Linked DNA regions of Mus musculus: region 2 is linked to region 1. Evidence: chromatin loops called from intact Hi-C (ENCODE). Cell type or tissue: heart. All regions are shown on one strand. Region 1 overlaps Sipa1l2 (signal-induced proliferation-associated 1 like 2). Region 2 holds the start of 4930566D17Rik (a long non-coding RNA gene).

Region 1 (2,500 bases):
TGTCCCAGGACCCCATGAGCCAAACTTAAGATAAAGAAGCCACAATGGAAGATAAAAAACTATTTCATAAAACAAAAGTCAAATTGAGTAAGAGCTAAGCTTCCTCTCGGCCTTCCTAGAATAGAAGCTGACGTGGCCTGTAAGTGAACGTCTTTGACAGCAACTTTTAAGGGCATCTGTGGTGGGAATACAGATGTGTGCCTCCTCTGTCAGCAAGGGTCAGGTCTTCAGTTTCTCCTGGAGACAAGACAACTGCAGAGATGAGTGAAAACGTTTCCAGACCTGATATAGGTTTGGTCTGCTGTTGCTCTGTAAGAAACTCTAGAAGCTTTTAAGAACGTTAGATAATAAAAATAGTAACATTCTCATTATGCCTGGTATTTTGAGCACATGATTTCAAAGAATAGAATTTCCTAAGGAATATTGAATTGTTTTTCAGCTAAAACAAATAAACAAAACTACAGAGTGGATGTTTTTGCTGCTGTCTTTTCCTCAAGAGCATGTTTTTCCTCCAAAGAGGCTTTCTTATCTGCCTGGATCTGCCTATAATTAATTCTTTGTTTTAAGTGCAATTGAAAATAGCCAGGATATTTATTCAGAGACTTCGCCTTTGTTGATGCCCTTCCCAGAGCACACAGTCTTCTCCTTACATTGCTCAGCTGCCCTCTCTCTGTTCTCACCTCTGGGGAAGGAACCAACCCAGCACACATCAAGCAGGACTCTCCATTGAGCTTTTTTAAAGTTAGTGTTTTCATTCTTCCTGATTCACTTTCACTTCTGATGGGGATGGGCCCTGAGAATGGTATGTGCTGTAGTCAGAAGTCCTCTGCCTGCAGCCCTGTCACACCAGCTCTTAGCTATGCAGGAAGTGCTGCTCTGGGTGTCCCAGCCATGCCCCAGTACAGTCAGGCCCTGTAGTACTCTGTTATGTTAGAAAGAGGGAGTTCATGTATGTGTCTCACACATGCTCCTGTGTGCATGTTGCTAGAGGCCTCAGGAATGCTAGGCAAGTACCAAGCTGCTTTCCCAGCTTACGTATGCATGCACATGCACACCAATAAATAATAAACCTTTTAAATAAAACTGAAAACTCTCTTTAAGGGCAGCTTACATTGGTTTCATGGTCCTATAGTTAAGGATACAGGATTTGCCTGAGGCTCTGACATCACATTTGATTTGTGGTGTGGAAAATTACCTCCATCTTCTTTCATAAATTGGCTCTTAGAGCCTGTCAGGAAGGAAAGGAGTTAAATGAGCAGTTATGTGCATGTGCACACATCTGTGTGATTTTTTACTATGTAGTGGGCCTCTGTGCAAGTTCTATGAGGGTGACAGACACGGCAAAACTAGCTAATTATAAGGAATCTTACCTCAGTGCTGTGCCTCTCTGAATGAGAAAGTGCCTCATTCATTCATAGATAGATAGATAGGTTGATTGATAGATAGATAGATTAGCTCAGTAATACTCTTACAGGATATCAGTGAGAAATAATTTGAGAACCCATCTGCTTCCTCCTGCAGCCTGAGGGGCCTTCAGGTTAATGGGCACTTCTGGCTGTCCTCAGGTCAGTGATGCCTGCCTGGTTCCACCCTTCACTACAGAGTTGACTGAAGTCTTGTGTGGAGCTGGTGTGTTTGTGTGAATCAAAAGCCACGCCTGCTCTGAAGTCATTTCTGAGCCTCAAGGACAGTCCAGCTGCCTGCCTCCACCCTGCTCCCAGTTGAAAGAAACCAGGGCCACTTTTGGTTTCTTGATGGAGTTGGTGGGGGAAGCTCATTAAGGAATCTCCTGCTGGGCCAGGACCCTTGAGTAAATTCTAGCCCATCTCGGGAGCGACCCGGAGCACCGGGGATGACTCTTCAAATGGAAATGAGCTGAGGAATGGGCTCATTCTGGCTACTGGGCCGGAAGTGCTGCCACTCCCTGGGCTGCCTGATTAAGGTCTTTCTGACTGAGATTACTAAGTAGGTGCAGGGCTTGCCAGGAAGTATGCAGACCTGAGTTTAGATCCCTAGGCCCACAGGAGAGCAGCCCTGGGAGGTTGGAAGCCCAGCGTTCCTCTGGCAAGACGGGAGGCAGAGCTAGGAAGCCCCAGAAGTTCAGGGCCTGCCAGTCTGCTGTGCATCAGCGACCCCCGTTTCAAGGTGGACCGTGAGAATAGACACCCAGGGTTGTCCTGTGACTTTCATATGGGCACCGTGGCCCACATGCATCCACCCACCCACATTTACACACACAAAGTTGTTGGGTTTTGGTTTTGTTCTATTTAAAGATCTTTTTCTGTTTTTCAAAGATCAGGCCCCACCCCTAACCCTCGCATTCAGTCAGTGACATTTTAGGGGAAAGGCATCCTTCAAAGGCCGCTGTCTGAGAAGTAATGACTCTCCAGAGCCATGCATGACTTGCCACACATTGCGAATTTAGTAAATATGTCCAATAAAAATGGAAATGAAACTCCAGGCTGTACATCTGGCTCCTGTGATTCTTTGTGCTTTGTTG
Region 2 (2,500 bases), 62 kb before region 1:
TAAATAGCTTCAAAGGGTCTCTGTGTCCAGTTTCTCTTCCTTTCCTGAGTAACTTGAAAGGAAGCAGAGTAGTCATCTTAAACCACCCAGATTTCAGTGCCATTGATGTTGGGAATTCCACAAGATCGTGATATGCCTCAGTGCAGTGTGTGTGTGTGTGTGTGTGTGTGTCTGTCTGTCTGTCTGTCTGTCTGTCTGTACTAGCCTGGGTGAGTTGAGTGGTCAGCATGCTAAACACATACTATCGTCAGGAACGTTAGTGCCCAAAGCACATTTCCAGGAAGACTGATGCCATCTGACGTACTAAAGTCCCCTGGTTCCCACTGTCCTTAGTGCATGCGATCTACACCGAGTGCTGACTGGGCAAGCTGGGCTAAGTCTGTGTTGGTGTCCAGTGCTGATTGTTCACGTCATCATCGTATCTCAGAGTGGTGAAGGGAATGTGGAGGCCATCCTAGCTGTACAGGATTCTGAGGGGAGAGATGTGACTCTTTTGCTGATTGCTAGAGCTTCTAAGGTCTGCGCAGAAATGAACAGGGCGTGCTTGACTTAGACTGACCTCAGTATATTGACAAGGAACTTTGGTTTTATTTGTTTTCATTTTGTGTGTATGTACATGTCTATGTTCTTAACATGCAGATGTATGGAAGCATAGGTCAGCCTTTGGTGTCTTTTCTTAAGTTCCGTTCATTTCATTTTATGAAACAAGGTCTCCCACTAGCCTGGGGTCCAACAATCCAGCTGGGCTGTCTGGATAGTGTGCCCCAGTGACCGTACCTGTCTCTTTGTCTCTAAATCCCAGCACTGTGTTTGTAGGAGCACACCATCATGCTTGACTTTTCTTCCTGAGTTCTGGGGATCGAACTCAGGACCTCAAGCTTACATGGCAAGCACTCTACACAGCCCCAAGAATTTTACTGTTAAAGAAAAAAACCAAACCAAACCAAACCAAACCATAGCCTTGCTTAGATGCTGGATTTCCCTGCATACCAGCAGGTTGTCTTCTCACCGTTGGCGGGAGAGCTACAAGGAATAACTGTGTGTTGGTGCTGGCTGCACTTCCTCAGAACCGCACTTCCTCAGGAAGCCTGCGGGTAGGAACAAGGTGTGGGGAGGGGCATGTCTGCATGGCTTGTTTCTGTGCAGAGCATCTTGTGAGGTGTCCCCAGCACAGACCTAGGAATGCGGATCTTCCTGTCCCTTCCCTTGCATTCCAGTACATAACAGTTGCTGGGGAAGACCCAGTTTTAGGTGCTCCCCTCCCCCACTTCCCAGCCCAGACAGAGCCCTTACCTCATTAAGCCACCTGTGAAGGAGGAAGTGTGGCCAGGCTCCAGAGTCCTCATTGATGCTACTCAGAGAATCTGTGGCTTCCTTTCCTGGCCATAAACAAAAGCAGCTGAAAGAATGGGCTTTGCTTCTCATGGGATGCTTGCTATGTCAGGGGAAGGAAAGGCGCTTTCTCATAATGTTCATCTTGTAGGGGCCTCACCATAAAATACAGACAGTAACCCAGAAGTGCCGTGTGAAGCTGACTATTAGCAGCAGACTTTTCGAGTTTGTGTTGGGGTCTCATAATACATGCACACGAGGACACATGAGGACAGAACCCTCCTTACAGGAAAATTGGAATATTGATCTCTGAAAACAGCGATGCTTCAGAAATGCCTCTCTCTTAAGGTCTGGAAGGTCATACTGTGTTCGCAAGAGATACTTGTTATTCGCAGTGCAGTCATGTCTCCCGCATAGGTCTCCCTGGTGACGGCTCCATGTGTCCTCTTGCACAGCCTCAGTGGCAGAGAACATCACAACGCAGTGTGCTCTTGTCCTACTACAATGGCTAGAAGCTAGGGGCTGCCTGTGGGAACTGGTGGCTGTGATAGGTGGACAGACAGGCCAGGGAACACTTGGATAGGAAATCTTTCACAAATATTCTGGTGTTGGGGGTCATTATATTGTAACATAAGCCGTTAGGCATTATCAAGTAAATTCATATATTTATGTAGCCGTTCTGTCTGTCTGTCTGTCTGTGGTTTTCCATAAGACTAGAATTCTGAACCTGCTAAAGCAACCTCCTTATCTTCCTCCCTCTGAACCTATCTATTCTGCTTCTGCTTTGAGTCTTCACTATTCCTGGAACCCCATGGAAGAGAAATGGTCTGTCTCAGCCTTTGTCCCTTTGTGACTCATGTATCTCACTTAGTGGCCCTGGAGCTTCAGTCATAATGCATCAGACGTCAGAATTCCCTTCCTCCTTAAGGCTGAATAACATTCCATTGTGTGAATGGGTCACACTGTTTATTCACCCATCAAAGGACACTTGGGTCAGTTGGAACGAGAGCTGTTGTCAGAGTGGCTAGACACTGCTAGAGCAGTGTTTTTTCAACCTGTGGGTCACGTCCCGTCTGGGGTCGCCTAAGACCGGGAAAAACACAGATATTTGCATTACAATTCATAACAGTAGCAAATTTTCATGAATTATGAAGTAGCAATAAAAATA

What was found. A loop is a pair of places that touch in the nucleus more often than their neighbours do. Peaks named below come from ENCODE experiments on the same cell type or tissue, not always from the same donor. Only the 100,000 strongest peaks of a DNase experiment are listed, where the experiment ranks them.
Region 2: a loop joins it to region 1, with 1.9 times the contacts of the local background. A loop is called at or near these places in 3 of 42 quality-filtered maps.

The regions. Positions count from the first base shown.
Region 1 is chr8:125,460,047-125,462,546 of GRCm38, reverse strand. All of the region lies in intron 10 of Sipa1l2 (signal-induced proliferation-associated 1 like 2), which reads left to right. Among named protein-coding and RNA genes, the nearest start is that of 4930566D17Rik, 61 kb to the left of the region's middle. In heart, a CTCF peak has its summit at 938; a DNase peak (open chromatin) is centred at 856; H3K27ac peaks cover 2,100 bases.
Region 2 is chr8:125,522,106-125,524,605 of GRCm38, reverse strand. All of the region lies in intron 1 of Sipa1l2 (signal-induced proliferation-associated 1 like 2), which reads left to right. 4930566D17Rik (a long non-coding RNA gene) reads right to left here and starts at 2,274. Exons shown (of 3, transcript XR_003947612.1): 1 at 1,294-2,274. In heart, no CTCF peak of the experiment used is centred here; a DNase peak (open chromatin) is centred at 1,255; H3K27ac peaks cover 1,734 bases.